2 separate regions of the Homo sapiens genome follow, and region 2 is linked to region 1. Evidence: chromatin contacts called from ENCODE Hi-C or POLR2A ChIA-PET data. All regions are on one chromosome and are shown on one strand. The core of a region is the stretch at or near the end of the contact, and the rest is flanking DNA. Distances in the headings are between cores, read along the strand shown.

Region 1 (4,720 bases), core at 1,709-4,208:
AAACTAAAATCCCTGCAGTATACACAAATACAATTGCCTAACTTCAAAGTCCCAGGAAGCACCCACAAGGAAAAAACACACTCTGATTTTAATGTCTTCCTGATCCCCTCAAATGGCCTAATATGTATAATATTGAAAGTCAATTCTGTAGCTTCTCAAGGGTTAAATTCTTTGTTGCAAATAACTCTAAAAAAGTATCCCAGTAAGAATCAGGCTTAGACTAGTTCAGCAAGAGGAACCGTTCCATAATGAGGCTTGGCCTGGACCAGTCCCAGGAGAATTAATTTTGTGCCGTAGAACACCTAGATAAATTAGTTTTGCTTTAAATATCGAGTCCTAAAAGAGTTAAAAGAGGGAGAATATCAATCAATAATTTTTAGATTAACTACTTTGTATATGACAAAACAAAATTAACTTTGGCATTATAACCACTTTCTCTCGCATTTCTGATAAGCCCCAAGTTTAAAATAAGTAATTAGAGATTTAAAAACCAACCGAATATGTGCATTTGTTTCTTGTTACAAAATACTAATTCACTGCCTAGTTTGTAAAAAAAAAAAAATTACTCATACATTTTGCAAAATTACAAATATTGTTATTTTTATTAAAATAATCACACCTGAGAAGAATTCAGAAAATATGTAGACAAATTCCTGTAGGGTTTTTTTCATGGAATTGCTAAAGGAATTAAGCTTTAAAATTAAGTGAAAAATAATATTTCAGTTAACAAAGTTAGGTTCTTGAAATTATATTTTCATTGATTAATTCCTTCCAATGTCTACCCATTACTTCTCTTTTATAAAATTTATTTGTATTGAAACATTTGTGCAGAATTAAAATCATACCTACAAATGATAACAAATTTAACCTAAAACTCCCTTGTGTTTTAAAGGCTTTTTCTGGTTAAATGCCTACCAGAAAGGCAAATACAAAATTCATTTCCATAAGAGATGAAATCAGGCTTTTAACCTAGCCAATTGCCCATATAAACAATCTTCAATATTATTTGGTCATCATTTGGTAATTAAAATGGAAAATCACAACCATGCTGAATTTACTCCAGGTGCCAAAAAAGTTATTTAGCAGATAACTAGAGATAGAGAAAATGTCTCTTTAACAGATTCTTTTAAGAATACATCTACAAGAAGCATCTGGCTTTCAAACAGTCATAAAAACGAGAAGCAGTTGAACAGTGGCACCCAGAGGTGAAAAGTATATTGCTTCTAGAGATTTATATTGTTAACTACAATGTTTTTTAGTCATCCTTTTTTTCACTTCCAGATTTGTTTCTAGTATCATACCAGAAATCATTTTTTCTTTGTTGCATATTGAAATACCATATTTTAATAAATAGAAATAAATGTTTCGTTTTAGAAAAAGTACTTTCTTTATTAAATTGCATGCCAATTTCCCTCCTTCAAAACAATAAACCAACTGAACACCAGGCAAAATACCTTCCATAGTTGAATATCATGTTCACTCATCTACTTCTAGCCTACCAAAATTATTAGCAAAGATATTTTTAAGAAATACCTCTGTGACTACTACACAATTTCCATATACTCCAAGCTACATTTGTGCTAAAGATGTTTTTGTTGGACCATCGCGTATCCCTGAAGAGATAAACCTGGGGAGATTTTTAGAATTCCATACTGAACCCCCTCCCATTATTATGATAGCAGAGGATGGAAATGGGAATAAGAATGCTGGACAAAAGAAAAGGGAATAAAAATACTTTTTTTTTAATTCCACAGGAAGTTTAAAAATAACAAAATCTATTTTGACCAAAATCAAAACGCGCCTGCCGATTTTAATTAAAGCAGCTCTATACCTTTGAACCAGCCAACAAGCAGCTGCAGTAAGCATTTGGCTGGCTCTGAGTTCCTAAGCTAAACTGCAGAAAAACGCCTCCTCCTGGATCTAATCACCTTCGGGCGCCTCAAATAAACCTTAGCGTGTGGGGCCAGCACAGGTCAGTTTTTTAAGAGCCTCCGTAGAACAGGGTCTTATTTTTGTTCCTGAGCTGAAATGCACACATGCACTTAGCAGAGAAGGTTTGCCTAATCTATCACCGGTTTTCGTCTGTTTCTGGGTTTCCATTACCTTTTGTCAGACGTTTTCTCCAAGATCCTCGCTGCTTTCTTTTTAATCACCTAAGAAGCAACATTGATGTGACAAGCTCCAGAAAAAGGCTCGTCCTTTCTTATCTGCATCTTCAGCCTAATGATGAGGAATGGGTTCCATAAACTTGAAAAAGGCAGGAAAATGCTGCCAAAGTCATTATCCACTACTTTAAATTGGAAAGAAAAAAGCTGTCCCTTTTTAGAAGAATGGTAATAACGTATAAAATAATTGTACAAAGCCTACAGCGTTTCATATAAGAAAGGAAATTGCCCAATGCAATTTAAAAGAAAAACAAAATACCTTCATTTCCCGCTATCTGAAATCTACATCAGAATGTACCCTCGATTTTGCATATGAAGCAGAGTGCTCAATTGCCTGCCAGAAATGAGAGCGAATTATGCCTGCACTCAAGTTAATATTGAAATAATCTCCCTCTTTTTGATACCTTCCTCTCGTCCCTTTTTCCCCTTCCGTACATTGCAGTGTCATTGCCTAAATCAATCTTTGGGCATTAAAGGTAGCTTCTGGGGAGCTTCTCAGTCGCCAGCCTGCTACTTGTCGGGGGCATCGGCTATGAACTGCAGCTGGATGGATGCCTGTCTGCCTGCTCGTCTTTAAGTCTCACGAAGCAAAACCGCAGGCTTTCTCGTACTCAAAACCACACCATCATTGTCCATATTCGGGTATTTCATTACAGTAACAGTTTGAAGGACACCAGGCTTACAGCCTTTTGGAGCAGACGGTAGGGAAGCTGCTCCACATGGATCATATTGATCTCTCCAACCACTCCTCGAACATCCACAGCTGTTCCAAGATTTGCGCCCAGCGGAGACGAGACGCGGCAGTAGACCTGGGCGCCACCTAGTGGATTCTATTGACCTGGGGGAGTCGTCAACGCGTGGTGAGGTATATAAGCTTCAGGGAACAATCCCTACAGCCAACCTAGAAAATACTAACTATAGTCGAAGCAATAGGGAAGGAGTCTTATCTTTAAAAAAAAAAAAAAAAAAGTAACAAGAAGATGACAAAAGAAGCAAATGATTCAAATGACTGACAGGAATTTCAAGAGTGGTTTTTCAATATAAATTTCAAATCTCTGAAATGTCAAAGTGCTTTATTATTTATATCTTTATTAAGAAAAGGAAAATATAGAAAGTTTATTTTGCCAAAATATTACCACTTTTCTTTAATCTGCCAGATTGGTCACATTTTGCCTTAATAAGTTTATAATTCAGTAAGCCAATCCAAATGGAACTGAATTTTTATTTTTCCTACCATCTAATAAATATGAGTCTTAAGAAAAGCTGTTTATAAAATATTCCACCAATTATGTCTCCCTTCTTCACCCATTCCATTCACAGTTTCCATTCCTATTATCCCCCAAAAGAGGTCGTACTCATTTTTCCTTCTATTCTTTACATGCACACATTTTCTGGAAGAAAGAACTTCAATTTTCTTCGTGGCAAAGTTGTGGCTATTACCTCGTTTGAGATCAAATTCAAAATACAATTCCTAGAAAGTTGTACCTTCAATTGATCCACATTCTGCAATCACTTCCTACTTTATGTTTTCAAATATATTTTATTTAACATTGCCACTTGATCATAATTTTCTAATTGTCTTACCTCCACAAATTGTACTTTTGTCTGATCCACAACCTCTGCCTCAGAAGAGGAGCCTATTAAATGTTGAATAAATAGCTATAACATAAGCAGATAACTATCTCTGACAAGATTTGTTAATAAATACTCTGGTTATTCTACCCTTTGGATGTGCTAAATATATCAACAACAACTAACATTTATTGAGGTTTTTTACTTGATGGTCACAATGGCCCTATTAAAATAGATACTACTATTATCCTTATTTTATAATTGAGGAAAGCTACTTCTAGAAGGTTAAGAAATTCACCACATTGACATGGGCAGTAAGAAGTGGAACTGAAATTTGAACCTGGTCTTTCTGACTCCAGAGCCTATACCCTGAACTTCTATACTACACTGTGTCTATCTTATATGTTGTTATTAAAATATATGATACACTATGATCTTATTACTGGTTGTATTATATTTTGATGATTCACTTTATAAAAGTAAATATTTCTAGTTTTATCCCCTGCAAAATAAGTTATTTTAGATAGTTGCTAAAATTATTCAAGTTGTTAATATTTTTTACCACGTTTGGTCTTTAAAGAATGAACTTACTATAATCAAAAGATTTGCACAAAGGAAGGAAAAGAAATTACTTTACTGATCAAAGGACCGATGCAGGAAAATATGCAAGCTGACTGCATTTCGCTAAGATTGCAACAATGAAGTGGAAGAGCTAGGGGAAATGGGAGATCTGGTAATAACTGTTTCTTTGTTTTTTCAGTTCACCTGACCTATTTAAACATTTTAATTTAGAAATGCTCCTCAGACTTCTCAGGTTTGGTCTCATGAGTAAGCAAATCAGGAACCCACAGGAACCACTTGTCAGGTTTCATTTCAAGGGAATTGGAAAGGGATCCTGACCTCCTAAAATATTTAAAGATGTTTAAAATCACATTCTTAGACCTTCTTGAACAGAAAAATGAACTTTTAAAAAAAGAGACAAC
Region 2 (4,255 bases), core at 1,555-4,054, 400 kb before region 1:
CCAACAGGGTTTAAGTGAAACTCATCCACCTTATCCTGTGACATATGGTGTAATGGGGGATGGGCCTCCATAGATTACCCTCCAAGGTGAGATTCAATTCCATTTTGCAGTTAAGACTTGATTAGGATCTTTGGCATGCTAAAGCCACAGTTCAAAAAGTAAAAATCTTGGGCTGACAGTTGCATAGGTTTGTTGTTAATGTCATGGAAAATAATCAAGTTTATTTAACTAATAATTCATTATTTTCCCATCAAGGACAGCCTTGTCACTTTCACAGAGAGGGATTTGGTCCCTTTGAATTAATGTGATTTTTGTAGAGGCAGGATTCTGAATAGACTCTGTGTTTCCTATAGCACAGCCTATTTTCCTAACAGCTATCTAGACAGGATCAGTGTTGTTACTTCGAGAGTTACACAATGGAATAGGGGGGAGTTATAGGTAATCCCTTCTTCTGAACTAGCTTGAAATAAAAATTAAATGGGCCTTGAGCATTTGTGAATTGCAGTGTTTCATTGGGGCCATGGAACACTAAGTGAGGCTCAGAAACAGGGTGTTAATTCAGGCCTAATCATTTAATTCCACTCTGTTATGTGCTGTATTTATTGCCCTCCTGGATCTGTTTTCTATGGCCTGATAAAGAGACAGTGATTCTCCAAAGCTCAGTCAGGGACCATTTTATTTATATCGTTAGTTAGTCCAATAAAAGCACTGGCTTCAGATTCCCGCTGTTATTTTCTGTTTTGTAGCCCTGTCATTAACTATGAAAATGCTGATGGGGTTTTCATCTCCTGGGCTGGAGTTGCTTTGGTTAAATGGGGGCTCGTAAGAAGAGGGGAAGGTCAGGACTAGATGGACTGTAGAAAAGTTAAGTTTGGTGTAACCAGATGCAGAGTGACTGGGAGGCAACTTGGGTTTTAGGAGCAAATACAAGCCTTTCATTATTACGTGTGTTAGTGTGCTGAAAACTTGATTGACACTTTTAGAGCAAACTTAGGGCTTTTAAGATGTGATTCTGTTTGTGAACCAGACGTGTTTCAGAGTTTTTAAAGGTCAAATCTTTCTGCAACTCTTCACAAAGTGAAAATTGTTCTAATTTTGCACAGAAGGTAACAGAATATAGCTCTAAAGTTGTTTATATATGTCAAGCAAAGAAGTGAAAAACAACAACAAACATCAATGGGATCACACATCAGATCCTCTTTTTTTTGAAAATAGTTTTCACTGTATACTTTTATTGTTTAGCCAACAGTCTCTAAAGTGTTAGAGAGTTCCAGAATAAGAAAATGATGATGGGAAACTTGAATTAATTCAAGAGGTCACTTGAATTAATAATATGGCAATCAGAAGCTAACACAGGTGCATTAACGTAACATACTGTGTAATTACCAGTGTTTCCAATGGAGTTAATGGGTAGTTATCCATGTAATAATAGACATTATTTCATAGTAGATATGCAGTTAGCTCATCTCATTGGTGTGTAGAGCACAAATGAAGCAAATCATCATTATTGTTTCAACACTAAAAGATGAAGACATTTTGAGGACTGATGGGCCTCTTTATCAGACATACTATTATATTTTTAAGATGGTCTAAAGCACACATTCAGTAAGTAAATGTGAGAGGCATTCAGCAACTAAATGTGAGAAATGTTAACAGTCAGTAGCTTCCATTCCTATGCTGGTATTTAAATGTTCGGAGCAATTAGCATGGTAGAAAGTTGTTCTGGGGGATGTGGTTGAAATTGCATGAGCAAATTTGCACGGAAGTATACATCAATAACCAAAGTTATCACATTCTCATTGAAAGATAAGAAATGAATATTCATTCATTTTACCAACAAAGATCTGTTGACCACTTTCTATAGGAGATAAACAGCTAACAAGTTAGGTCATGCCTCTACTCTAACTCTCCTAAGTACAGTGAGATGTATCTTTGAATTGCAGGGGCTGGAGGGACTGTGCTATATATGAGGACATCACTTAGTACTTTAGAATTTATGGGTCAGGCCAGGTGCAGAGGCTCACTCCTGTAATCCCAGCACTTTGGGAGGCAAGACGGGCAGGTCACTTGAGGTCAGGAGTTCAGGACCAACCTCACCAAAATGGCAAAACCCCATCTCTACTAAAAATACAAAAAATACAAAAAATAAAAATAAAATAAAAAAGCCGGGAGTGGTGGTGCATGCCTGTAATCCCAGCTACTCGGTGGGGCTGAGGTAGGAGAATCTCTTGAACCCTGGAGGCGGAGGTTGCAGTGAGTTGAAATTGCACCAGGTCATGACAGCCTGGGCAACAGAGTGAGAATTCATCTCAAAAAAAAAAAAAAAAAGAATTTATGAGTCACTTTATTATGCAGTATTACATTTGATCTTCAAAAGAACCTTGTGAAGTAGGAAGGCCAGGTATCTTCATTTTACAGATATGGAACTTGAGCACATGTGTCTGGTTCAAGGTCACTTATCAAGAAAACAGTAGAGTCAGGTCTTCTCATCCCTAATCCAGAGCAAGTCCACTAAATAAAGATTGAGAGAAGCTATATTTAAAAATGACAGATAGCTCCACTCCTGTCCCCGTGAGTTCTAGCCTTTTATGATTCTAGAATAAATGTCAAATCTTGAGTTTTAGAGAGGAAAAGAGCTGGAATTAAAAAAGAAAAGAAAAAGATTTCAAAGATGTGGGGAGTGCGTGGGAGGAGGCTGGAGAGATGGTAAAGGCATTGGAGGCCAAATAACTAAGGGAGGGGAGGAAAGGGTGGTGGCCAGACGTGCAGCACCATGGAGATCAGAGACAGTGCCAGGCACAGTGGGCTTGCCCAGAAAGCTGTGGGAAATATGTATTGAATAGTAAACAGCACCCAGATGGTGGAGGCTCTGACACAGAGTTTACTTGGGAGGAAGTGAAGAGCCACTGACAGTTTGGGACAGGAGAATGATGTCACAACAATGACCTTTTGCAATGATTAGTTTAGTGGTGTGCAAGAAAAAGTAGCTATTGTTGGCAAAGACACTAGAATTGTCCAAGCATGAGAGAGAACCTAAGACTACAAAAGAGAGCATACAGCCCCAAGGATTTAATAATTCTCTGGTGAATTAGAAAAACTATTTTTAAATGTTGTAAAGTATTCAAATAAATCAATCACAGCTGCTCACCCTTCTTGAGAAATAGCTCCAAATTAAACTTGGCTTTTAACAGACATGAAAAGGAAAATTAGGCAACCATCTAAAATCCAGGGCACACCCTATACTTCATAGGGGCTCAATTTGTTTTTCTTATGTTGATGAAAATATTATCTAAGTCAAGCAAGAAAAACATTTCTCTGGGTTGCTAGCTTTTCAGATATCAATATTCTTATTAAAATATAATTTATAAGGTTGCTTTAATTCTTCTCTATTTTAAATGTATAAATGAAATCAAATGAATGCTAAATTTGGAGGTCAATAGGGGATTATTTTTTCCTTTGTGAGCTAAGGAACAGAATAGGATAACAGTAGGAATAAAGGAATAACTTTAGTGTTTTGAATTGACTTTTCTAAAGTCTAGAGTCTTTATTATAGAGAATTCCACGAAACTTTGATATTTGCCAAGGGTCACAATATCAATTAATCTAACATCATGGCTTTAAGCAAAGCAAGATCTGTTATTCCTAGACAGCCTCAGGCTAAATTCTGAACTAAGGTAAATTAGCTTTTAGACCCACCCAATTCCGTAGTATAAATTGTCACACTGGCTGGGTAAACTTGATGAGCAAGTTACTTTACTTAACATCTCTGGGCCTCAGTTTTCTCATCTGGGAAGTGGGGATAATGATAGTACTGCCTGCCCTCACAGGTGAATTCTACAAATGTTAGTCACCATTGAGAATCATTCCCAATCCTCTCTGTATACCCCTGCATTTCGTACATAGTGATCCTGGCCATCAGGATGTTCTCTCAGCAACACTTCATTTTCCCATCATTTGTGCTGCCTGCCCTGATGTTCCAGTTCATCCTACTCAGTGCCGTAATTTTGACTAAGTTGAGAACCTGCTGCATGCCGAGATGTCAATGAATGTTCACATATCTCCTTATCAACTTTTCCAGATATCTTGTTTGCATTTTAACAGGGCTTAAAAGCATTAAGCCAAACAGTGAAAAATGATATTAATTATAGGTTCCTCAATTGGTTAGTGAAGAAGATCATGACAGGGAGAGAGGGAAGAAGGGCCTAAATTGCCCCCACACATAAGGTAGCCTCTGGGGAGAGTCTGAGCTTCTGGT

What was found. A loop is a pair of places that touch in the nucleus more often than their neighbours do. ChIA-PET counts read pairs that join two places held with the same protein, here RNA polymerase II (POLR2A). Pooled maps may share reads with other maps.
Region 2: a map with no recorded cell type shows a loop between it and region 1 (2.8-fold over the local background). The contact joins two enhancer-like sites. A Hi-C loop is called at or near these places in 2 of 168 maps with a recorded cell type or tissue (CD8-positive, alpha-beta T cell and naive thymus-derived CD4-positive, alpha-beta T cell), 14 of 37 single-sample maps with no recorded cell type and 8 of 50 pooled maps. POLR2A ChIA-PET finds 5 or more read pairs at or near these places in 3 of 52 experiments (BJ, activated T-cell and activated naive CD4-positive, alpha-beta T cell).

Annotation. Positions count from the first base shown.
Region 1 is chr2:177,146,118-177,150,837 of GRCh38, forward strand. The region is part of intron 1 of LOC105373760 (a long non-coding RNA gene); the gene reads right to left. Among named protein-coding and RNA genes, the nearest start is that of MIR4444-1, 64 kb to the right of the region's middle. RefSeq lists an enhancer at 2,258-2,981. Within about 2 kb of position 2,959, at least 2 of the 41 ENCODE cell types and tissues checked have a DNase peak (open chromatin) inside an H3K27ac peak, as active enhancers do.
Region 2 is chr2:176,751,072-176,755,326 of GRCh38, forward strand. It overlaps LOC101929963 (a long non-coding RNA gene), which reads right to left. Exons shown (of 4, transcript XR_923598.3): 4 at 2,329-2,511. Among named protein-coding and RNA genes, the nearest start is that of LINC01117, 120 kb to the left of the region's middle. Within about 2 kb of position 2,805, at least 5 of the 41 ENCODE cell types and tissues checked have a DNase peak (open chromatin) inside an H3K27ac peak, as active enhancers do.